Regions from separate parts of the Mus musculus genome. Here region 2 is linked to region 1. The links are chromatin loops, found by intact Hi-C in ENCODE. Cell type or tissue: left cerebral cortex. All regions are shown on one strand. Each heading gives the region's core, and the rest is flanking DNA. Links, peaks and the distances in the headings are about the cores only. Region 1 overlaps Prkce (protein kinase C, epsilon). Region 2 overlaps Epas1 (endothelial PAS domain protein 1).

What was found. Hi-C counts contacts between places; a loop is a spot of excess contacts. Peaks named below come from ENCODE experiments on the same cell type or tissue, not always from the same donor. Only the 100,000 strongest peaks of a DNase experiment are listed, where the experiment ranks them.
Region 2: a loop joins it to region 1, with 3 times the contacts of the local background. A loop is called at or near these places in 3 of 42 quality-filtered maps.

Annotation. Positions count from the first base shown.
Region 1 is chr17:86,490,657-86,503,386 of GRCm38, forward strand. Prkce (protein kinase C, epsilon) reads left to right here. Exons shown (of 15, transcript NM_011104.3): 8 at 95-191; 9 at 2,565-2,764; 10 at 5,282-5,455. Among named protein-coding and RNA genes, the nearest start is that of Gm30284, 52 kb to the left of the region's middle. In left cerebral cortex, for the core only: CTCF peaks have their summits at 4,532 (motif pointing left) and 5,934 (motif pointing right); DNase peaks (open chromatin) are centred at 4,420, 5,954 and 9,211; H3K27ac peaks cover 1,385 bases.
Region 2 is chr17:86,791,827-86,804,556 of GRCm38, forward strand. It overlaps Epas1 (endothelial PAS domain protein 1), which reads left to right. Exons shown (of 16, transcript NM_010137.3): 2 at 5,290-5,480. Among named protein-coding and RNA genes, the nearest start is that of Epas1, 44 kb to the left of the region's middle. In left cerebral cortex, for the core only: no CTCF peak of the experiment used is centred there; DNase peaks (open chromatin) are centred at 5,288, 8,929 and 9,579; H3K27ac peaks cover 1,613 bases.

The DNA of each region.
Region 1 (12,730 bases), core at 1,923-9,922:
CACTTCTGAGCTTCCGTACGGCGGTGTCTTAATGCTTTTGATAACTAACGCAGGCATTCTCCCTGACGATTCTCCCGCCCTCTGCTCTCTTTAGCTCGCTGCTGGTGCTGAGTCCCCACAGCCGGCTTCTGGAAACTCCCCATCTGAAGACGACCGATCCAAGTCAGCGCCCACCTCCCCTTGTGACCAGGGTGAGACTCTGAGATTTGCCTCTTACCAGTGACCCCTGTCACTTGCTGTTCAGTGCAGCCAGCAGTCCTACCAGCAGGTCCCCACACACTACTTCCTTGTTGATATGGCAGTAGTTGCTCTTGCAGGCTTACGAGGCTTTCTTGAGGGCGCCAAGCAGGAGTGCTCGCCTCTGTTCCCTCCAGCCTAGGGTTAGCGGGAGGCCCACATGTGTGGGATGCAGCCTTTGCTCACTGCGCCATCCTTCCGGCTGGACCTAGACATGTCCGTATACTTGCCTTCCAGCCCTCCCCATTAATGGTGGCACCCCAAGATCTGAGATTTGGCTGATTTAGGGATGATGTCTCTTCTCCTATTCATTTATGGAATCTGAGATGCTAGAACTAAACAGGGACTTCTGTCTGAACCCTCCCCTTCTGGTGACAAATGGGTCCCAACCATCCCCGGAGAGAGCTGCATGCTCCCACAAGGCGGAATGACTTCACCGTAGGGTGGCGCCCTTCCCTGTGGCCCTTTCTGAGGTGTTATTGCTAATATTTTACCCACATCAGCTCTATACCAGGTAATAGGCTAAGGAATGGGAGCTCAGCATTGAGAAATGCTTGTCCTGAGGCCCAGAACCAAGTTGGTGTCCAGGACTGGCCTGTGCCTCTCCTGAACAATGAGCTCCTCATTGGAGGTCATCGCTATGACACAGCGCTTCTTACTCAGGAGTGAGCAGGACCGTTTCAGTGGCCCTTCTCCAGTCTTGAGACTATAGATTAGTCACTCTCAGCTCCTCTTCCAGCCTCTTTCACTTGCTGTGTCTTTACTTCATTCCCAAAGAGATTCCATCCCTCCCTAAGTAATCAGCTTAGAGATCCTATCCTGGGCCAGTCAGACATTTTCAGCTTTCCCCCTTTTTCATACAGAATGTCCTGAAACCTCAAAGAGATGGGGTCCAATGATAACAGACCTAGATAGAGTGACATACCCCTGATTTTTAGGCCTGGCTCTTGCCTGGTGTGCTGTCTGCTGTGCCTCTTGGGCCTTTATTCAGACAGATGTGCCATCCAGGCAGGTCCCATGCTTCCCAGCCTCACAGGAGAACTAAAGGATATGTAACATATCACAAAACTGAGATGAGCGAGAAACTCTTTCTCCTCTTCTGTAAGAATTCAGAAAGCCATTTTCTTTGAGCTTTGGGGTCTTCAGACACCTGAGTTCTACCTTCCAAGATGCTCTTAACAACTGAGGCCTTCCCGGCGGGACAAAAGTCATATCTTGGAGTGAGTGAGCTACAGAACTTCTGAGTCTGTCATGCAGGGCTGTCTGCGGGCTTGGCTGTTGTCCTTCCACCCCGTTATGAGTTCACTCCAGATCCCCTGCGTGGGCCCTTAGGACTCGAGTCCTTCTGGAAAGGAAGCAGAGACCTTCCTCTCCAGAGGTGCTGCTCACTGATCTGTCTTCATTCCGAGGCATAGATACTCTGTCACCGTCTGTAACCCCTGTTACTCATGAGAGTCTTTTACAGTAGGATCATGTCAGGACACCCATACTACACAGATGAGTGCTCCTGTTGGCGAATGAATGTCTAACCATAAAAGACCTTCTTCATACAGAAAGGGTCAGAGGGCCACCCAGCACTGTCATCCAGGTAATTTAGGTCACATACTCCAGAAGGCCACAAGACTGTCTCGTAGTTGAGAAATTGTACTGCGGAATTCCTGACCCAGCAGAGATAAGTTTGTGGCATGCCATTGTGGGAAACTAATCTTTGTTAATGATAAGCCTGTGGCTCATTCTATTGGGTAGCTTCGTGTGGGGCAAGTGCTCAGCATAAAGCCAACCTCAAGGCTAAGTAAAGGCGTTTAGAAAAAACAAAGGCTTCCTAGATGTTGTTTTCAAGTTCTTTTGGTTCTAGTTCACAGCCCCCGCGAGTGAGTGAGTGAGTGAGTGAGTGAGTGAGTGAGTGAGTGAGTGATTCTGTCACCAGGAACGCCTGTGAGGGTGACTTCTGAGTGTTCTCATCTTCAAAGGAAAGTTGAAGGGAAGGGTGCCTTGTTGCCCCTGAGTCTGCAGAGATCCAGGGAAGGCATGTAGTCTCACCACACCGAAATTATGGACAAGGTTGCTAGGCCTTCAGAGGCCTTTGGTGGCAATGAGTCCCAACAGATCGGGAACTGTGTCTTCCTCGTCTTTGCAGATTGACGCCTTGTTGTACCTTAGGTACTGAAAGAAACATGTTAGACAGATGGAGGAACCTACAGGATGCCCCTGGGTCTGCCGCCGCCACGAAGAAATGAAGGATGATCATGGGTCCTGAAGGTTGAGTCTTAATGTAAATGGCTCATGAGGTGTGTCCTAATCCAGTTCCTTTTTACCTTTGGCCCTAGAACTAAAAGAACTTGAAAACAACATTCGGAAGGCCTTGTCATTTGACAACCGAGGAGAGGAGCACCGAGCGTCGTCGGCCACCGATGGCCAGCTGGCAAGCCCCGGAGAGAACGGGGAAGTCCGGCCAGGCCAGGCCAAGCGCTTGGGGCTGGATGAGTTCAACTTCATCAAGGTGTTGGGCAAAGGCAGCTTTGGCAAGGTCTGTGGGCATCACCGTAGGATTCAGTAGTTCTCACTTATCAAATGGGGAAAAGAGGCAAAGAGGGAGGGAGGGAGGGAGGGAGGGAGGGAGGGAGGGAGGGACCACACTGAGCAGTTTCATGTGTTAGCATGTCCCTTCTTCCCAACTGTCAACTCCATGTGCACATTTCTTCCTTTGTGCAGAGAGCCATGTGAAATCCCGCTTTCTCAGTAGGAAAACCTTAAGCATGAGCTCTGAGCGTCTGTCCTTGGTGGACTCCAGGTTCAGAGCAAACCTTGCTGTGTAGGACTCTGGAAGCTGAATGTCCTTAACTGATTTTCCTGGTGCTTGCTAACCATTCTGCTCTTCTTCTCCACGTGAGAGGAGAGCTGGATAATTGTGTAGTGGATCCGGGCCTTTGCCCTTGAGGGCATTTCCCCCAGATCTCTGCTGCACTCTATGCCTTGTGGGGCTGTGCCCACCAGTGATGGTCCTGGCAAAATGCAAAGAGCCCAGAAAAATGAGGGGCATTTCAGATATCTGTCTATCTGTCTCCTTGTCTGTCTTAATACCGTGCCTGGTGTAGCAGTTAGGTTCTCTCATTTGTGCTGGGCTCTGGGAAGCAGCCAGGAGTGAAAGGCCTAATTCACCATTCCAAGGCCATTCTGAGGGAAGGCTCCGTGAAGCCCTCAGGCACAGGGCCTGCCTCTGCAGGCACTCACCTGCCCTATCTGTCCCGAGATCACCTGGCAGGGAGGTTACTGAAATTTCCTCAGATGGCAACTGCTGAATCGATCACATTCTTTAAAAACTAGCTTAATAAGAAACAGACCCCAGGCCTCTGGTTTACGTGTGGCTCTGGCTTAGGCTATGAGCAGGGCTAGGTCTGAATCTGAGCAGGATTCTAGGGAACTGAGCATGCTCAGAACTCCCAGGTCTGCACGTAAGGTAGACAGGATAGGGGTCCTGAAGACTCTGAGCGCTTAGCTGGCTTCTTAGGCAAAATCACACCATCGCAAGCAGCTTGGAGCCCGTTTTACATAGGCTGTATTTTGTAGGTGACAGAATCCGCACCCTCTCAAGTTCCTTGGGTTATGTTCGGTTTACTTTGACGGCAACATTGGAATAGCATTCTTCAAAGTTCCCAGGAAGGAGAATGACCTGCAACTATTTGGAGATAAATGAAAACGCCAACTGATAGGCAAATGCCAAGAAAACAGACTCCCCATAAGCCCTCAGGGGAAGGAATTGTGTCTTTACCTGCAGCACTGTGGATAAAACTGTAAAGGCAAACACAGGGCACGATTAAGTACACACAGATAAAGAGGTTATGTTCAGTAAGAAAAGATAGCAGCAGCTTGTCATGAAGCAGGCAAGGGAGGGCCAGTGCGGAGAGCAAGAGGTTTGTCTTTATGTCTCTTATGTGTACCGACTTAGAAGTAACAACCCCAAATAACTAGACAGAGGAGAAAACTCTCCCACAAAGAGAATCGACTGGAAAATAAATCTCCCAGGAAGGTAGACTGCAAGTTGAAAGCAGAGTCAGGGTAATGTCTCCCGTTTGTCAAGGAAGAGGAAGCAAGCCAACAGAAGGGGAAGGTGAAAGCGGCCCCATGCTCAGAGACGCTATTCTCTGAAGTAGCCCTCTTAAAAACCAGGAAATGTGGGCTGCAGAGATGGCTCAGCAGTTAGGGGCACTGTCTGCTCTTCTAGAGGTCCTGAGCAACCACGTGGTGGCTCACAACCATCTGTAATGGGATCCGATGCCCTCTCCTGGTGTGTCTGAAGACATGTACTTATATAAGTAAATAAACAAGTCTTTTTTTAAAAATCGGGAAGTGTGTAAAATGTTCAACCCTTTAGTTCTAAAACTATCTATTTCAAGGATATAATGCCAAACAAAATTTTAAATTGTGTCCAAAAGCACTCAGCGCAACTTATATAGAACTTAATTGGGTATAACTTGTTTCTAATATGAAGGAGATAGCAGAATCAATTATAGTGTATTTACTTTGAACTGAGTACCAGCAATCATGATAGAGATGAAGACTTTATAGGAAAATACATATAACATATTGCTTCTTCTGAAAGTCTGTATGTGTGTGTGGTATGGTGGGGCACACCTAATATTTTAGCATTTGGATGAAACAGAAGTGTCATGAGTTCAAGACCAACATGGGCTACATAGTGGGAACTGTCAAAAGAAATGAAGAAAGAGGGAAAAGGCGAGAAGAGAAAGATACAAGGGAGAGATAGGAAGCACGCTACATTTGTTCTCTGATAATTACAGTATCACTAGTGGAGATGAAGATATGAATAATTAGCCCCTGTGCATTAAACTTCTCTTACCTGAGCACTGTGCCAGAGATTTAAAAAAAAAAAACCCCTTAGGTAGTTTCCCTAAACGTTTAAAATGTTAGCTTCCTAAACATCTTCATTAAAAATGAAAGAAAGAAACAATTGACACTTAGATATTTGACATCATTTGGTTCTGTGGGTGTGAAGACTGACCAGATGTGTTAAAACTGGTTGCAGGTCATGTTGGCGGAACTCAAAGGCAAAGATGAAGTCTACGCTGTGAAGGTCTTGAAGAAGGACGTTATCCTACAAGACGATGATGTGGACTGCACAATGACAGAGAAGAGGATTTTGGCTCTGGCTCGGAAACACCCTTATCTAACCCAACTCTATTGCTGCTTCCAGACCAAGGTATGCTTAAGAAGGGGCTGGCCAGCTGACCTCTTGGGTAGTATCGTGGCATCTAACACACAGAATCTAAGCTATCAGAAACCACTTTTGACCGTCTGCGTACCTCTCTCCAAGACTTAGTGTGGTGGAGTGGATTTTACCCTTGCAGAGATAGGCGTTCGATTGAACACCATATGTGTGTCTGTGCAGGGATGAAAGATCGATAGTGCACTTTCAGATTGTGGCAACTCAAAGCCAAATGGTCAACCCCAGTGTTGACTCATTGGAAAAACCAACAGATGCGGTGTAAACCCGGTTCCAGCTCTTTTCAATCAACAGTAAGATTGCTTCTAGGCTGCTTCAGCTCAAAAGAAGAAAAAAAAAAAAAGCAAAAGCTACCTTCATCCTTCTACCTTGTGTGATGTCATAGGAGATGTTGAATCTAAACAAATGCTTGGAATTCCACAGTGAAATCCAACCATATAAAAGTTACCTGGCTGCCAGCAGGTGGCAGTAAAGGATGAGTGTGTGTATGGACATTGTAGCACACACCCACACCCATCTGATTTGGTATTATTCTTACAGAAACAGCACATGTTCTTCATAAAAATTCTTATTTTATTTTCCTTTTTGGAAATGCGTATGGGAGAAAGTCTTCTAGGATGCATTGTGAATCTGTAGTATTTGTGTGCTTTAGAAGGCAATCCAGACTGGGTCCTAGACAGTGAAGGGTGACATGTATGTAGGTGCTCGTGTGTGTGTGTGTGTGTGTGTGTGTGTGTGTGTGTGTGTGTGTGTATGTGTGTGTATGTGTGTGCGCATGTGCACACGCATACATGTGTTCTATATGCTAGGTCCTGGTGAACAAGACCCCGTTCCTGCCATCAGAAACTTGACAGCCTCTTTGCTCCAGCCCCCACCCTTACCCCTGAGGCAGTTTCTGAGAACCCTGCTTGTCTGAGGAGCTTTAGGAATGGGAGACTCTGTGGCCTGAGCTCCCATCCAGTAGTCTCAGGTCACATTAGCTCACTGGAGTCCCGGAAGAGTCCTGCAGCGTACCAAGAAAGATTACCTTAGTTTAATCCACAGTTGCCCAATTATTTTGGTCCCGACTCTCCCCCATCAACCCACGCATGACATCAGTAAGCAACACTGATCTAGGAAAGTTTTCCTCTCCTTCTGATGGCATCAGAAATGAGAACCACCTGAAAGGGCCTGGCCACTCTGCGGCTTATTTTTCAGGAACACCAGGGTTGCTTTCTCTATGAAACTGTCCTCAGAGACCCTGCTTCATAAAAATCTGTTTCTTTTCTGAGAAGCCTCAGATTGGTGGCTAAGTCATTTCTCTTTCAAACTTGTGTTGTGTAACACCAAACAGATTAGTGTGAGTTCATGTTTGTGTACAAATGCAGAGTCCAGTGTGGCAGAACAAGTGCAGAGATGGGTTTGGCGTTGTTCTCCCACTACAGCTTGGCTACTGTGGTTTTGGTTTTGAGATGGGGCCCCATTCTGAAGTTCAGTTCATTACTAGCCTGGAACTCGGGACAGTCCTGCCTCCACCTATTAAGTCCTGGCATTATAGGCACGAGCCACCATATCTAACTCATTTAGAACTTAATTCAAGATCAAAGAGAAAAGTATCAGGTGTGATATGTCTTTATTGTCTGTGGTTCTTTTCACATGGGCTTACATTCAGTAGTTTTAAGTTTTGTCTTAAAAGCAATAACAACAAAACCACTTAGTCTACTTTTTTCTTTGTATCATTGAAAAAATTGTTTCAGAGAACCAACAGTTGTGTGTGTGTGTGCGCGCGCGTGTGTGGTGGGTATTGGGAATTGAACTTAGAATCTCATGCCTGCCTTGAAGTAGGTGCTGGGTGTGGGGTTATCAGCGGGACACAGATTTGCCTGAGGAAGGATGACTGGGTGACTGGGGTCAGGACTTGGGGCTCATACTAACATCTGCAGTAAATTAGCACTAAGAAATCCTTAGTGTTTCCGTGGCATTCACACCAAGAAGAGCTGGGAGCTGCTGCTCTCAGGTCTAGCGGGGCAGCGGTGCTTTTGAAGGGTGAGATGGAGTGGAAGCAGAAAGGACAGCCTCAATCCGTGCTCAGTTTTCAACCTTGCTTGGATGTTGTTTTTCCTGAAAAAGTACCATTCCTCAGCCACCATACTGTTGTGGTTTTGACTGAGATTTTCATATATGATTCAAACCCACAAATATCTGTTTCAATCCTATTAAGATTTTTGCCTCATCCTTCATTAGAACGGGCAAAGCAACAGTGGGTGTGAAGTTGGTTTGGGCTGAGCCCCAGTGTGGTGGTTTGAATGAGCAGGACCCCTCCGGGCTCAGCTACTTGAATGTTGGCCTCCAGTTGGTGGCAGTGTTTGAGGAGACTCAAGAGATGCAGCTTTGTTGGGGGAACTGTGTCACTGGGAGTGGGCTTTGGACTTCAGATGCTTCCCACCATTCCTAATGTGCTCTCTTTGCTTTTTGCATGCTGCTCAAGAGCTGAGCCCTCAGCTTGTTGCTTCCACCGCCATGTCTTTGCTACACCATCATGGACTCCACCCCTCTGGAACCATAAGTACAAAGAAACTCTTTGTTCTTAGGTTGCCTTGGTCATGCTGTCTAGTTACAGCAATTAGAAAAGTCACTAACAGACTCAGGTTTTAGTATACAGGGAGGAATAGCTCTTCTGGAAGCTGCCTTGAGAGCGTCCTGGTCGATTATGCAGAACTTTAAACTGGGTGCCATGTACAGGTTGGCTGGGAGAGCTTGGGAGAGGGTAAAGTAAGGTCCTGTGCCTTTTCTGGCATCCAGCAAGGATGGCCATGCAGAGCCATTGGTAACAACCATAATGGCCCAGTTAAGTTTGCCAGCAGCAGCCTGCTGAAGGACCAAGCTAAATTCAAATAAGGACTTAAGGTTTCTCTCTTCTAAGCTGTTCTGTCCTTGGTGATGTGCTGTAGTCTTCTTCCGCAGACTCTGGAAGATAAGAAACAAGTGAAATGATCCCAGAACCCAGCGCTAATGAGAATGATCAGATAGGCCAGTCAATCAAACCACAAATACATACATACCCATCAGATTCTGACCTTGTGCTAGACTTGAGACCCTGCTGTGTTTTTTAGCTTCTAGAGAACCTGAATCGGGCGAGGGAAGCTACAGAGCTGGCCTTTGAGATAGGGTTAGCATTGGGAGGAAGGCGGGCACCTAGAGATGGCTCCGAAGTTCTTTCTAGATTTCATTTGGCATTCTCCCACACTAGACTTCACAGCTCCTGTTTCCTGTTTCTCTGTGGACAGATGACACGAGAAAGAGGAGAAGGGGGGGGGGGGGTGCATACTGAGAAAATAAGCAAAACAAATTCTTGCTGAGAGAAAGGGACATGGCAGCGCTGGGACCCTCTTTAGGGGGCTGTGGTGCCCCGCTCGGCTCTCAAAGGCATGGCCCTCCTGCTCCAGGCTAGAGCCCCGTGCAGGAGCTGCTTTTACGGACTCTGCCTGTTTCATTGGCTGCTGGCGCTCAGAGAGCTCCCAGGAGGTAGATTTATTTTGATTTTGTGGTTAACAGAAAATTAAAAATCCCAAGCCCTTTGAGATTTCGTGTGTTTGTACTTTATCACTGCCATTACAAATCCATCCTTTCCAACTGGATCCCACAAAACCTGACCTGGCCGGTTTCACCCGTGGCATTGCCTCTTTAAAACTTGCAGTTGTGCACACTGTACCCGTCCCCCACCCTCTGGCATTTCCTGCCAGGCCTGGGAAGCCAAATCCAGGAGGACTTTGCTGTGAAGGAAACTGGGGAAGCGGGGCTGAGCTTCTACAGGATCTCCGCTGGCCAGTCTCCCTCCAGCCCTGGGGAACGGGCAGCATGGAAAATCCTTAAAAAGCAACTGGAGATGTTTTTCGAATGTGACTTAATCATCTCTGTGGGCATGGGGAGAGCTTCCCAGAGCAAGTGTTGACAACATAGGAGAGAATTTGTAGTTTCAAGGAACTCTAATGTTTGTTTTGACTTTTAGCAGAACAGTAAACCCTAAAGAAAAAAATGGGAAAGCAAGATGATCAGCAGAGAGATGGCAAATCTAATGAATAATCAGGCAAGTCTGAGAGAGCAGAGAAAGCAACCTGAGGGGTAGGCCATGGTCCTGCTAGACCACATGATGCTGGAGGTCCAAGGGCCTGGGAGGAGTTGGAGGGCTTTTGGCCCATTTTCTGGCTGTTTCTGGAAAACAAAAGCCTGAGATATTCCACACCTCTAGTTGGTTTGGATTAGCAGCCCTCAGGGACTCTGTGGTACACACTTGCCAGGAGAAGACTCTAAGCAGTAGTGCTAGGGTAGGTAGTGTTTTCTAGGATTAGGTGAAGTGAGTCTACATGGATGCTTTGGGCTTTGTGTGACACAGTGGCTTATGTAGTGATGGCGACTGGAGGAAGCACATCTCCTTGGTGCTGAAGAGCATCCTGAGTGAGGGTGCTGGGAAGCAATGCCATTTCTCTTGCTTTAGCCAGTTTACACACTCAGGGGTCCTGTGGCCTGCAAGCGACCAAGGGCTCATGGAGACTCTGATAGGAGGGTCAGTATTTAAAGTCATTGAGTGGTAATCTTTGCCTCCTGGGGAGGACGGAGGGGCATGTCTGTGTGTGTGTGTGTGTGGGGGGGTGTTGGAAATGCAAGTAGAAGGGCCACATGATTTCATATCAATCAGGCCTGATGAAGAGATCAATCACTCAGGTCTTGAGGCAAGGACCCACTCTAGAATGAAATGCATGCTTATAGAGTTCACTTTGCTCCTGTGTCCAGGATAGATAGGCAGGGAAGATAGGGAGGAGCAGGGAGGAGTGCTGCCCCTTAGTCTAGATACTGTCACATCACGTCAGCTAGCTTCTTTGCATGTAAGGAAGCCATTTGCCTGAACTGGAGTCGCCGTCATAGGCTTCTGCTCAGCTGGCCCTCTTCACATGCTACGACAAGGCAGGCGTGATTATTCTCTTCTTTATTTTCACATGTGATTATGATAACATGAACATAAGATGTATCACCTTGGGCACAGGCCTATAAATCTAACACTTGGAAGCTGAGGCAGGAGGAGAGAAAGTTTGAGGTGACCCTTACGAAGATTGCCTCAAAGAAATATCAAGCAAACAAAACAAAACACCCCAACCAACCAAACAGCCGATGCTCTGACCTTGGGGATGGGGTGATAGGCACATTTATGCACTTGTGTGTGTACCTGCTTGTGTGTATACACTTGTGTGTGTACCTGCATCTGAGCGTGTGAAGCCTGAGGTGAATCCGGAGTATGTTGCATCATGTTCCATTTTTAAAACAAGTCCTTGGTCACTGATCCCAGAGCTTGTCATTTGGGCTTGGCTAGCTGTCACCAGACTTTGTCTGTCTTGCCGAATCCAGAATTGGCTAGGGTGGGGCCTCACATTCTCCTATTCAGTCACAGTGTGTTGACCTCCTACTACGTGCCAGGTCATGAGGCACCACATTCTCTGTCACAGGATGTAGTGGCAGCCAGAGGAGGTCATGGTCTCACTTTATGGGAGCACACTTATTGTGTCACAGTGTGGAAAGTGCTGGCTTCATGCTAGTTCCCAAACACGGGGCTTTGTTTTTTGAGATAGGATCTTACTATGTAGTCCTGACTGCACTAGGACTCACTACACTGACCAGACTGGGTTCAAACTCACAGAAAGCCACTTATCTCAGTCTCCTGAGTGCTGGGGTTGAAGACGTGCCCCACCATGCCAAAACCAAGAATGTTTATTCTTTGTGGAAAATTTGAAAAATTCAAAAAAGACAAAAAAAAAAAAGAATAACTCAAATGGCTATATAACAAGAACAACTATGTGGTGTTTCCTGATTGTTTTAAAATAACATGCACTTGATACATATATTCCTAAAATGGCGACCGTCATATGGGATTCCCGCTCTCCTTCCTCTTATAACCTCCAGCTGGATGGTTTCCAGGCTTCGAGACCACCTAAGGCCCTGGTACAGAAATCTTGCACTGAAGGTAGAAGATGGCCACAAATGCTTGGTTTCTAGCGGGGCTGATCTGAAAGATTAGACTCTCTCCACAGTGCCTGTTCATCTCTGTCTGAGGGCTGGCCCTGGCCTCCCAAAAACACAACCTAACCCTGTGATACATTCTATGATACAAACTTGACCGTAACTTATAAATAAGCCATTGATGCTGACATAACGCAGACCAAGAGTTAAAGCCTTTAGCGTGTGTGTGTGTGTGTGTGTGTGTGTGTGCGTTCTGCTAAGCTATTTGTTTGTTCTAATGCAGCTAATTTTCATATTCATACATAGGGTTTATAGATATGCCTTGGTTGAGGTAGTGTGTGTGGGTGTGTGCTCATGTGTGCAGGCCCCATGTGTGGGTGTGTGCTCATGTGTGTAGCCCCCATGTGTGGGTATGTGCTCATGCAGGCCCCATGTGTGGGTGTGTGCTCATGCGGGCCTCATATGTGGGTGTGTGCTCATGTGTGCAGGCCCCATGCATGTCCCAGGAGGACGGCCTTCATATGCCACTTTCCCCATGTGACAGAGCAGCCCCACTCTGTCCAGCTTCACACCAACATTCCCAGCGAGGCAGAGCTGAGACTGGATCACAGCGCCCACTCTTGCCTCCTGGGGTAGAAGAACATTGTAGAGAGAGGTGGGGAAGGAGTGGGCTCTGCCCAGTTCTGCTGGTGGAGGGGGGAGACAGAGAGTTTTAAAGAGCAAGAGATGTCATAGAATAGATCCTGATTGGCAGAAGTTTCAGGGACAACAGATCCATCCTGGGACGTGTGAGAAAGAACTTGGTGTGAGAGATTCTGACTAAGTGCTAGAACTATGAGCGATGCCAGACAAGAGTCCAGACTCACTCTGGAAGAGACCTTCTCAAAGATGTTCTAGAGAACGATGACTTAGAAATGACAGCCTGTGCAGTTCTGTATGGCATGAACTGAAGGAAAGAAAGACAAGCAGGAACATCTGAGGAGGCCATTTGCATGACACAGGAGCCCAGGGGCCATGAGAGGTCTTGAAGGGAAAACTGGCACCAGGCATCCATTTCCCTCTGCATCCAGAAGGCCAGCCATCTTCTGAAGAAGGCATAGGTTTCTGCTGACTGGTATAGAACTGTTGACCAGGGAACTTGGGACTAATGGGAGAGGGAGACGCTGGCTGCTGCCAGCTATGGTAAGCGATGGGCACACGTGCATCTCAACTGCTCATTTCCTAATCCGAATGAAAAGGTTTGTGTAGAAATCCAAAACTAGA
Region 2 (12,730 bases), core at 1,720-9,719, 300 kb after region 1:
CAGTTGTGAGCCACCATGTGGGTGCTGGGAATTGAACCCCAGGTATGGAAGAACAGTGTGTGCTCTTAACCACTGAGCCATTTCTAGCCTGAAGCTGCTATTTCTTTCACCAGGCAGCTGTTGTCTGGCAGCTCCACAAGCTCACTGAAGAGCCCACCTCCTTCCTGCTTGCCTTCACAGTGCCCTGTGATTTAGCGTACGTTTAGATCCAACCAACAGGTTGGCCCAAGCTGGTTTAGTGAGCCTCGCTTGACCTCTCAGCCACTTAACCTTATACGGTAGCAGACATCTGACTTAGATACCTGATGACTGCAGTCACAGTAAAAGTTGAGTCTGCTGGAGACAGCTAGGCTTGGACACTCGCAGATGAGAAACAAGGATTGGGCCGAGAGTAGGTCACTGTGAATGAGAGCATCGGGACCCACTGCCACACTTACAGTATCACGTGCTCTGGCCAAGCTTTGCCTGGGTGAGTTTTACCTCATAGTCTAGGCTTCTGGATCCTTTGATTCTACTAATTAGATCTAAAATATTTGGAAAGAAATTATGAATGTGGTGAATATATACAGTCTTTTTTTCTTATTATCGGCCCCTAAATAATACAGCATAATAGCTACTTATAGTGCTCACATTCTAGGACGCATTGTAAGTAATCAAGTGGTTTAAAGTATAGATGCAGATGTGTGCAGGTTCCACACAAACACTACCCCTTAAGGACTGGAGCATCTTTGACTTTGTCTTTGAGGGGTAGCCAGTCGTAGCTGAGCGAGGAACGGTTACCCCTGGATTGATGCTTCTGGACAGTCAGTTCTGTTTTACCTTTAGCATGCTGCTTAGAAGAGCTTACCTCCTTTACCTGGGATTAAATCTTTCAGAATCATGTTTGTTTCCCCTCAGGGAGAGCTACTGTAAATGAATGTGGAAAAGAAAATGCTCCCACCCCTAGCTGCAGTGTGGTAGGAAGGACTGTGCAGTGTGGTAGGGAGGACTGTGCAGTTTGGTAGGAAGGACTGTGCAGTGTGGTAGGGAGGACTGTGCAGTGTGGTAGGGAGGACTGTGCAGTGTGGTAGGGAGCGTGCAAGGCTACTTGATGTTGGACTTGATCAAACAACACCTCACTGTAAGTCAGCTCTACAGCAACGGGGGCTGTGTGCGTCCTGCCTTCCTGCTCCTCCCAGTCTGAACTCCAATACTGGCCTTACTCCTTGGGTCCTAGGATGTCCCTAAGGTTATTGGGTGCTTTTCCAAAGACAGAGCTGTCCAAGCCCCAAGGACTGCTTTGCACTGTGTCTTTCTAAGTCTCAAGCCTCCTCCCTTTCCCATGGTGTGGATGGGGATCTGAGTTGTAGGAAGGTCTGTAACAACACTGGACATGTCAGAACGATCCAAGAGTTTCCTTGCTGCATGGGGAGAAATTGGGGTGTTGGGACCCAGAGAAGCTAGGATTGAGACAAGTGATTTAGTCTCTGTAGCTCCTGTCTTAAAGAGTTATTATGAAACTCAACTGCAGTAAAATATGTAAAATATGTACCTAAGCCGTTATAAGGGCAACATTGTTATCACTCGCAGTTAGCAGAATCCTGCCTCACTGCCTTTGCTATTAGCAGGTTTGTCTCTGATCCTCTAGCTAAGGACTGCAGGTGTAGGTGACCCCCTAACTGACTGCTTACTTCTAGAGAAGGAGGCTTGTGCTGTGACCACAGGGGCCAGCATGGTCCCCGCAGGCCAACTTTGGTGTGTGTAAGGACAGGCAGCCAGAACCACATTTAGGTGGTGTGTTTGGAACACCACATATGATACAGGCCATCTCGTGGGAACAGGAGAGGGATGGGAACCAAGGATGGGAAAGGAACTTAGGAAAGAAAACCAACGTGGAGTAAGGAAGTACCAAGTCTCTCCGAATCAAGTATTTAGGGTAGGATATCTTTTTAAGAGAAGCCAATGGATTCTAATATGTAAATTGTGGGACACATTCAATAAGGATAAGCAAAATGTGGTCATTGTAGGACCCATCTTGGAAGAAAAGTGTTCCAGGAAATGAAGCACATTGTCGGCTTAGGAAGATGCCCAGATATAATATGCAGAGCCAGTCAAGATCAGCCCGTGTGCCATAGCCTGGTCCCCTCAGACAGCCTGCTTAGCGAGGACGGACAGGTGCCATGCCAGAGTCCAGATGCAGCTGATTCTCAGGGCATCGATGCCCAGGGTAGCCAGACAATGGATCTTCAATCTGCCCCAATAGTTTTGATTGCCAGAGAACCTTCTAGGGATTCTGCACCCATTTTATCCTGATAAGACATGGAGTTTTCTTCCTACTTTACAGATGCAGGAACCAGAGCCCAGAGAACGTGTTTTCTTCCCCAGATTGAGATGGGTAGATAGCACTGTGGCTTCGTACAAGCTCGGGCTTCTGTTATCTGTGCCTTCATGATAATTATTCTTTTTCTTCAGGGTTGCTAATTAAATGATTTCAGTGTTACAGATTTTTGTCTATTTTTCCAAGAGTCAACATTAGACATCTCTGGACTATGTCAAGATTAACTAGGCAATCTAATTAAAATCAAGCTAGTTCTACAGTGGAACTGGAAAAAAAAGGTAGCTAAAGGGAGTGTACAACATTTTAAACCAGGGACCTGCCTCAGGGTCTCGGCCATCTAAATGTTAAAATGTTGAAGTTGCCTCTTTCCAGCTAAGGAAAGGTACTGCCTCTTATGCGAGTGGGAGGAGGTAATGTTTTATCACTAGCTCTGCCACTAATTAGGTAATTGCTCTAAGCACAGAACTTAACCAAATTGGGTCTCAGTTTCCAAGTCTCTGAAATGGAGACAATGGTTGCAAGGATAAAATTAGTCAGCCTGTCTGCTCCCTGACTGGAAGGGCCTATGTAGCTCCTGGTTGTAAGACCTTGGGAAAACGGCATGGTATGTTCTGGGCCTCAGTGTTCCTATCTGTAAATTGCACAATGTCTACCGAGCCGTGTCAGTAAGAAGAGTATAACGGGGTGATATGTAGTTGTCGGCGCAGTGACTGAACGTGTCTGTATCAGTAAGTGTTTATGTAGCTGAAGGAGCTTAGCCAAACCCAGAGCTCTTATGCCAAAGAGAACCCAGACTTTAGCTAGCCTGTTCCCCACAACTCAGCCACGGGGGTAGGGGGCGCGGACGGGAGAGCTTGTTCTTGGTATCGTTGCTGATACACGGCCTGTGGTGACTGCTTCACGGCATAGCTGCTCTGGATGTTAACAACGACGGGATCAGGCGCTGACCCTGCTGCTGTCCGGAAGCGTGAGGGCTGGTGCTGAGGAGGGGAATTCAGGATCTCCTACTTGGACCTCAGGAGCCAGAGCTGTGGTACTCCAGTGCAGCCATTCCTCCTGTGAGCCCTTAAGGTATCCCACCCTAAGGAGCTCAGGATTGAGATATAAAATCCAGGGACCAATAATGGCCCTTAAAGTCTGGTAGAAGATGCAAATTCTCCCAGGGGTCAGGTTCTGAGGGGTGAGAAGGGTGGGATAGAAATAGAGAGGTGTGGGGTTTCTGAGAGCTGAAAGGCAGGGAAGGGGGAGAAAGGGAGACAAGGAAAGCCAAGGGGAGAGGGGACAAGAAAACCCATTTCCCTCTTTCACAACTTCTCACAAGGTTCTGCCTGACCATCCATGTTATGTGGCTCTTCCTGCAGTCTGGTATCCAATGGCTAATCCATCTGGGGGCCTAGATGGCCTGCAAATGAAGTGAGCTCTGACGTCGAAAACGTCGAAACAGGGCCTCTGCCTCAAATCCGCACGGGGATGAGAGGCATGCCAGCATTCCAGGAATCCCCAAGTAGTGATGTTCTGTCCAGATAACGACATGCTCAAAGACAGGCAGAAAGGAGAGCAACCCCTAGGACTGGCAACCTCAGAGGGTAAGGTGGCATGAGCCAGCCTGGAGCTAATTGGAAGAAGGCCTTGAAAGCCACAAAGCACACTGGACATCTACAGAAGCAAATACCAAGTTAGTTTCTTTATTAAACAAGCAATATATGTTATTTATAGAAAACACAGGAAAATATCGATAACCACTTGGTAGGCCAGGGAGGGCGAGCTCCCTAACTAACCCCATTACTCTGCAACTCTTACTAATGGCTAAGTGCCTAGACTCTGGGGTTGCCCTGCCAGGGGCAGAGTTCACCTACCAGCTGGCAGTCACGGGTGAATTACTTAGCCTCCGTGGGCCTGTTTTCTTATCTGTATATTGGAGATGCTAACAGCAGCTACTCTCACAACAATTTGTGAAATTTAAAGATGCTAACACTGTACTGTCTGAAAGAGTAGCTGAACTGTATCAAAAAACCTGTCACCATGACGCTGTGACCATCGTAAAAATGTTTGCTACTTAACTGCACTCCCTGTGTAGCACACAGGAAGTGCTGTGTGGGACCTGCACAGTGTTTTGAGGACATGATTGCCCTCTGTTGCGGATAGGTTGTCTTTTCATGGACAGATTGTTGCTAATGTTTCTTTATAGTGGAATGTGCCCAGGACTAAAAGTTTCACATAAATAAATGGTCACAGTATGTCCTCACAGTTACTGGTTACTGATGCGACACTTAGGCAGCTTCATGGTAGAATCTGACGAGTTAGCAGGCAGATACTCTGACTTTTAAACTTACCCGTGTTAGTACGTGATATGGACTTTGTACGAAGACCGTGTTTCTTTAGGATCTCTGGAAAGAGGCAGGTTTGGGTGTCAGTTTGTCCTTTCCTTCCCATTCTGCAACAAAGAAGAGTCAGTCTGGCACCTCAGGCTGGCAAGGATGGCACCCACTGCAGCTACCACCCTTGGAGGTCTTTGCTTCTGGATTGCAAATGGAGGCGTGTTGTCCGCCTCATGTTCTCTTGGCCTTTACTGATGTCTCCAGACTCTAACCTGTCGTCTCTCAGATCAGAAACAGGGTCTTAGGTAAGCCAGGGCTGGTCTGACCGTAGCTTCTTCGCCCTTCTCTTTCCATTGGTGCCCTTTGACCCTGTCCTCAAACTTTGTTCATTAGTTTAATTAAATCTTTGCTAACGCTACCCACGTGAAGCCCAGTTCTGGCTCCTGCAAGAATACAGAAGAAAGCAATTTGAGAAGACACCAATGCGCAAAAGCAGAGTCAATACCAAAAGGTGGCTTGCTCATAGCTCCCCTGGGCTGAGCCAGATGGGTTCAGTGGGAGAATTGACTCACTGTGGGGGTGAGTGGGTCACTACCGAGAGTGTGAATGGATGACGTCCACATTCCAGGACTAACCCCTCGTTTCTTCATGTAGGAGCAGCTCAGAGCTGAGGAAGGAGAAATCCCGTGATGCCGCGAGGTGCCGGCGCAGCAAGGAGACGGAGGTCTTCTATGAGTTGGCTCATGAGTTGCCCCTGCCTCACAGTGTGAGCTCCCACCTGGACAAAGCCTCCATCATGCGCCTGGCCATCAGCTTCCTTCGGACACATAAGCTCCTGTCCTCAGGTAAGGCTTGACAGGTCCTGCCCCAAGCTGGCATCTACCTAGGCCTCGCTCCAAGACACATCTACAAATATCCACTCACAGAAGCTGGCACATGGCCTTTAGTGTTACATTTATTTAGTTGCGTGTGAGGGTATGCATGTGGGTCAGAGGACAGCCTTTGGGAGTCCATTCTGTTCTCTTCTTCCATCATCTGGGATCTGGGACTTGAACTTGGGTCCTCAGGCTTAGCAGCAAATGCCTCTAGCCACTGGACCTTCTTGCTGGCCCTGTTCCTTCATTTTAGCATCTCCCCTCTGGCAATGATCTTCTCATGAGTTCACCCAGGGAAGAGACCAAGGACAGACTCAAGTGAGAGTGTGAGGTGCTCCCAGAGAGTGTGAGGTGCTCCCAGAGAGTGTGAGGTGCTCCAAGGGGTTGGAGAGCCGAGAGCAGCTTCTCCTGGAAGCCCATCCAGTACCTCTGGACCTCTGGCGAGAGTCCCGCTCCACACTGTGTTGACTCTGCAGGAAGCCTTTTATCCTTGTCTTCCAGCTACATCTCTAGGACATCAGAAATGGTGATGTCCCTTGTGATCTATCTCTCAGAACCTTGGTTTCCTTGCCTACAAACTGGAATTAGCCAGGCATACTGCCTGGGAGGATAGGGGTAGGAAATGGGGGGGGGGGATTATTAGGGCACTATAGGAATGAGTGGAGACAGCGGCTCAGCTGTATTCGTTCTTGCTGGGCTAGCCCCCGCCATAGAGGACAGCCTCGGGCACCTCTCCCTGCTCAGCCGATGCGTTCTTCTTTCCCGCATATCTCTTCACCAACAAACAGTTCATAACGAATGCTTTCTTTCCTTTGTCAGAGTTACATCCCTCAAAAATCATTTCCTGTTAGGCCTCACCAGGAAGAGGCAGCCTGGGGTTTCCACTTTCACATCCTATGTGCAGTCTTGTCAGACTTATCAGTTCTGTAAGGAAACTGGGCAGCATATAGCTGCCAGGCTGGCACTACAGCAGGGCAGTGTCCGAGGCATGAGCAAGGGAGGCAGGCAGGCAAGGGGGAAAGAGATCCCGTGGCTCATTTTGAGTTTTCCTGAGTGAGTGTGTCACTCTGGAGATGACTCCTTACATGGCTATTCTGGGAAAGAGCCCCCTGCACAGAGGGGTCCAGAATGAGGCGGGGAAGCCAGACTAGCCTGTGCTATTCTGGGCCCCTGTGCACAGGAAGGATATATGGGAAAGACCTTCGGAGGTTAGAATGGCTGCTCATCCCATCGTCCTCCTCTAACCCCCAGGCTGGAGGCTAAGCCTGGGCTGCAAGGCTGAGGTGACCGTGCTGTTACAGAAATGAGCAGAGAGTGGAGAAAGCAAGGGCGGAGCCGCTGCACACACAGCAGGGCAACAGCAATTACTCAGATTTAGACGGTGAAAATGGTTGAGGGAAGCTCAGGCTAAGGACTTGTAAAGCCTGGACTGCTAAATAAAAAGGCAGACTCGGAGGTGTCTCACCCATGCCCCATGCATGCCTTCATTTTACAGAGGATTGTCCTCTTGGAGAAATGAGGACGACAGTTCGGTGATTTGTAGGATTTTGCAAAGCCTGTCAGGCAAAAAAAAAAAAAAAAAAAAAAAAAAAAAAAAAGAAATGTAGATAAGGGGCAGGGAGCCAATGTCCAAGTGAAGCAGCTAGAGCCTGACCAGGACTAGCCAGGAGCAGTGGGTGGCCAGGAGGTTCTGAGAGCTGTGTCTTGCTGCCGTAGCAGGGACACATTGTCTGTGCTCGCCCACACAGAAGCCTGTGTGTCTTCCTCGATGGGTCGAGGTTGATTTGCAGAGGGCTTGGCTAGGGTTGGATCTTCCGAGCTTATCTGCCCTCATGTGTCCTGGTGCAACCCCTCCCGCACTCCACGTACTACACAAAGCCACAGATACAAGAGCAGACACCACACGGAGCAGACATCTCAGGAGCTCTGAGCCTTGAGAACAAGGACTGCCTACTCTCTAGACAGCATAAGCACGGACAGACCAGAACCCTTGGCGCGTCAGCTATGGGGCTCCCAGGCCTGAAGAAAGAAAAGTTAGAGATTGATAAACAAGTTTTGGTCATCTGGTCCTGGTGACCTTAAAGAAGTGCTCCTGAGTCCAGCCACGGAAGGAGATGTGGCTTAGTTCTCCTTCTCTGCCATTTCTCCAGGCTCCTACCAGGCACTCTCGGGACTGGTTATTTCCAGAAATGGAATGTAAAATGAGCCTTTTCCTCCCCACCCACCCTTTGTTTTAGTGTGTGCATGCGTGCTCTGGAGAGGTTAGGGAAGAGCGTCGAAGTCTTGCTTAAAGACTTCAACCTCCCTTCTTTTAGACAGGACCTCTCGCTCGACTCGAAGCTCACGATTTTAGCTAGGTTGGCTGGCTGGCAAACTCACAGGATCCTGACTGTGCAGGTCAACATTGGGGTTCCGGGCACACACAGCCAACCTGTCAATGCCGAGGACTCGAACTCACATCTTCATGCCTGGGCAGCCAGTGCTCTTATGCACTTAGCCACCCAAGTGGCTCATTGTTTTAAATTTTCACCTATTATATGCATGTGTTTGTGGAGGGGAGGAAAGGACAACTTTTGGGAGTTGATTCTCCCTCCCCACCATGGATAGGGTTCCAACCAAGTTGTCAGGTCTGAATAGAAGGCCTTTTTACCTGCTAAGCCATCGTTTCAACCCTGAACCATAGGTCTTTATGTTTTGTTTTTGTTGGTTAGTTGGTTTGGGGGTTGTGTTTGTTTGTTTGTTTGTTTGTTGTTTGTTTTTTGAGACAGGGTTTCTCTGTATAGCCCTGGCTGTCCTGGAACTCACTCTGTAGACCAGGCTGGCCTCGAACTCAGAAATCTGCCTGTCTCTGCCTCGCAAGTGCTGTGGGTTTTTTGTTTGTTTGTTTGTTTGTTTGTTTTATGTGACAAAAAGTTTAGAGGATCTTTGAGCAGATATCCTCCTGCACTTTGCTTATTGGTGTTGCTGCCATCTCTCTCAGAAACATTGTACACAGCTCTATCTCATTGGACCGCAGAGTCCATGAAACATTGTTGGATGATATGAAAGTCTAGCCTGTTGTACAAGTTATAGCTTTGAAGTAAGTCTAACAAAAGAAACGATGTAAGAGAAAAATCAGAGCGAACTCTAATGTCTTTGGACCCACCTTTTAGCAGTTACGTGTTACAGTGTTACAACATATACTTTCCCAACTCAAAACAAACTACAGACTCATTACTTAGGCAAGTGGAGTTTTGTATACCTCAGAGTTCAAACGCCTAAAAAATACCAGGCTTAGCGTTAGGGCCAGTTTCTTCTTTACTTAGCAGCACACTTCCTTTGATTTTCACAGTAGGCTGCAGTGTGTGGGAATGTTGGGGAGGAAGCCTCCGCGCTGAGAACTCCAGGCTGAGTCGGGCCACAGTTGAGATTCATATCACAGGAAACAAACCGAAACAATAGCTTTACGATACTTGCTTCCACACTGGCCCAGGAGGACAGAACACACTGTGGCGGGAACATGGGTGGAAATATCACTTGATTGTCTTAAATCCAGATGAACCCTGCGCTCTGGGGCTGAAGTGGAGTCGCTTCTGCGTCCCAAGAGCTTTAGACCGCAGTAAATGTATAGAATGTGCATTCGCCCCAATTCTGATTTGAGGCTTCCCAGACTCATATGTAAAAAAATCAAATTCTCATTACTGCAGAGTTGGAGATCAGCACAAAGCCAGGTTTCTAGACATAAATGTCAAGTTTATTTTTGATTATTTTGATTTGAATTTGTTTATGTTTTATTCCTGGCATTTGCCTAGTGAAGTCACACAGTCTGCTCAGGATATGATTCTCCGATCCCTGAGACATTAAAATCCAGGACATGGTTTTAAAGCTTTCACCATGACTTCTCAGGAAAAGTGGGACAAAGGGGACAGAATTACAGCAGCAGATGTGATTTCTGTGCCCTCCTATGCCTTGTGGTAAGACCTGTTTTCCCTGGTTTTCAGCCCAATTGTTTTACTGTCCCACCTCCCCCGGCCCCACCTATACTCAAAATCAAGGCCTTTTCTGTCCTGTTTGGAAGGAGGCCAGTAAGATGATTCATGCCAGGATGTTACTGGCTGAGAGCAGCCAGCGGTCCCTTCAAGAAAGTCTAACCTTGCTTATAGCATTCTCTTAAAGCAAAGAGTCTGGCCAGTCAGCGACAGTCACTGACTGTAGCGCCCCATAGCATTTTATGAAGGCTAGCGCAGCAAGCAAGGGTGGGGGAGCAGGTGTGAAAAGAACAAAATAAAAATCTCCAATGCTGGACTTGTGGGGCACACCAGGAGAGCAGCAGCAAGGCCAGCTGAGATCTATCACTCTGCAGAAAGTGTGAGATAGCCCCAGCCTGCTCACAGTGCGGCATAAGGCACAGTAAGTGGCCCACACTCTTTATGTTTGCCGTCAGTATGCCCGGAAGACGCGTGCACAGCCTTTGAAAGGAAAGACCCTGCGGAGATAACTAAGTAGCAAGCACCAGGGAAGTAGGAAACCTGTATCGGAGCTTGTTAGGAACAAGGAGTTTCTTGAAGATGGAAACATCTAGAAGGATCATCCGGGTGAAGTAAGAAAGCAGCAGCCTTACGGCTGGCACAGCCAGGCCTCAAAGACCCAGTTAGAAGCCACCTGCTCTGCCACCTGCTAGTTCACACAAGGCAAGTGGCTCTACCATACTGGTGTGCCACCCAACATGGGCGGTGCTGCCTAAAGGAAATGAGCAGTGCTCCGGAAAAGGCCCTCCACAGCCTTCTCAGCGGCACATATCCTGGCGGTGGGAGCCATCAAAGCCTGTTTACTGGGGCTATTTTTAGCATTAAAGAATTTCGTGGTCCTTCTCAAAGGAGACAGTTCGTCTATACCAGTTCTTTGAGATTCGAACCCTGACAGATTCTGGGAAGCAAATGGCCAGGATGTAGAACCTGAGCTATTTAGACCACCCAGCCCAGTTCCTTAGCAAGCACCTACTTTATTTTGTACCAATGGTTTGCTCTCCGTTGTTATCAGCATCCCCAGGAGGGGCTTAGGCTCTTCGACAGATGTCTTCCTGGCAGTTTGTTGGTTCCTGAATTGCACCCTTCCTTGCAGTATCCCCAGCTCTCCCTGAGACAGGACTGAGTGTGTAATGAGTGCTGTGAGCCAGGGAAGCCATGGAGGAAAAGCCTTAGTAACTGCAGGGAGGGAGGGAGGTCTGGTGTGCGCAGCCGCCAGGCATAGCAGTTTTTAGCAGAATTGTGACAGGAGGCTCAGGGCTCTGGGTGCAGCAGGGGGATGTCTGCCTCCCTCTTGGCTGGGAGTGACCTAGCCAAGTTCCTTCAGAGACTCCCAGGAGGACAAGCAGGTGCTAAAAGAGCAAATAGTTCCACTGAAGGAAGGGGCCACACCCAAGCTGGGCTGCTCTAGGGTCGCAGGGAAGGGGTGGGGGAGGGTGCTATTGGCCATTGTGACTTCAGTCTCAAGATGTTCCATGTCTGTGGCCCCAGACACCCTTCTCCCTCCTCTCTAAAGGGCAGTCCACCTGCCACTGTAGCCAATTTCGCCACCTCCTGGAAGTAAGCGTGCTGGACAGTTCGGAAAGGCCGCTTGGCTGTGCCGGGCCTGTTAAAAACAGGAAACTTTAAGCAGAACTATTTTCTCTGGGTCTAGTTAACCCCGATAGGTTGTCTTGGGATTACTCCAGATTTTGAAGTCAGTGTTGCCACTGAGATCAAAGAAGCTGAAGTGAAAATAAATTCTCAGTAGGCCTCAGCACTAGCCTCTGTCTGTCTGGAGAAAGTAGCCACCTCGCCCTATAACCCAAATGCAGCTGAAACCTTCTCCGGGCATGTTTCCGGGGTCAGGCACCCTTTGCCCAGACTGGCTGGTTTTCCTGACGTGGGGGATAGTCTTCAGCACGTGGTCTCTGGAGCGACAGCTTTGACACCCTCTGAACACTTTTTGTTGATGTTGTTGTTGTTGTTAAAGGAAGAAAAGGCACTTTTTCAGCTTCCCTGAATTAGGAAGGAAGCCTGGGAGGAGGTAGAACCTTCCAGCACCACCCTGGGTGGGGTGCGGCCTCCTCGTACTAGCCAGGTCTTGGGCTCTGAGCTCAGCTTAAATTTTCAGCAGAGGGTTCCACGTTTTTATTTTACTTTGCACAAATCCCGCAAGTTGCATAGCAGTCCTGGGCCCGCCAGAGGTCCTGGCCCACCCACTCAGCCTTGGCTAGACTTGAACTCACTATGTAGACCAAGATGGCCTGGAATTCACAGAGATCTACCTGCCTCTGCCTCCTGATAGCTGGGATTAAAGACCTGCTCTAACACACCTGGTTAAATCCAGATTTCTAAAGCACACACATATTTGACATTAAATAATGAACAAGAAGAGGGCATAGCCTGTGGTCTGAGGATAACAGCCAGGAGCCGGAACAAGAGCTGAGCTTAGATTGCAGAGGTGGACTTGGTAGTCCAGGACACACAGAGTGCATGGTTGGGGGTAGAGTTCCCCCACAACGCCCCCTAGTGTCTGCCTCTTGTCCCTCACGGCTTTGTGCCTCTAAGTTCCATTCTCTTTCGACTATTCTATGTGCTATCTATCCCCGGACTTATGTCCCCAAAGTGGTGCTCTGAGAAGCCACCTCTCTGCCCCTTGACTGGAAGAGAAGCTTTGGGACACTGGGCTCCCTTATTGTCCCAGTCTCTGATATTGGGCCATGGATCTTCTGCCTCTAGCTGGCCTCTTGTCTGTCCTGGGAGGAAGGCTGTCTGTGTGTCCTGCAGTGGTGGCCCAATCCTGTCCAGTTGCCTGACAGACCTCTCTTTCCATACTCATGTGAACTCACATTCCAGGTGAATTAGCAAATTGCTCTTTCTAACTCTATGAAGAATGGAGCTGGAATTTTGCTGGGGATTGTGTTGAATCTGTAGAATGCTTTCGGCAAGATGGCCATTCTCACTATCTTAATCCTGCCAATCCATGAGTGTGGGAGATATTTCATGTTTCCTCTCCATCCTATGTCTTCTTTTTTAGAGTCATCTCTCCTCTGACTGCTGGAGCTTGTGCTCTCTGTACCCCTTCTTTGGTACCCCATGGTAATGTGCGTGAGGGCTTATTTAGCTTTGTGAGGTTGTGAGCCACGAACTCGCCACCTTGGCTCTGATTTGAGATAGTAATGGTGTCTTAGAGGAGGGAGCAGATGAGGTAGAGCTTGTAGTCGTTGATATCAC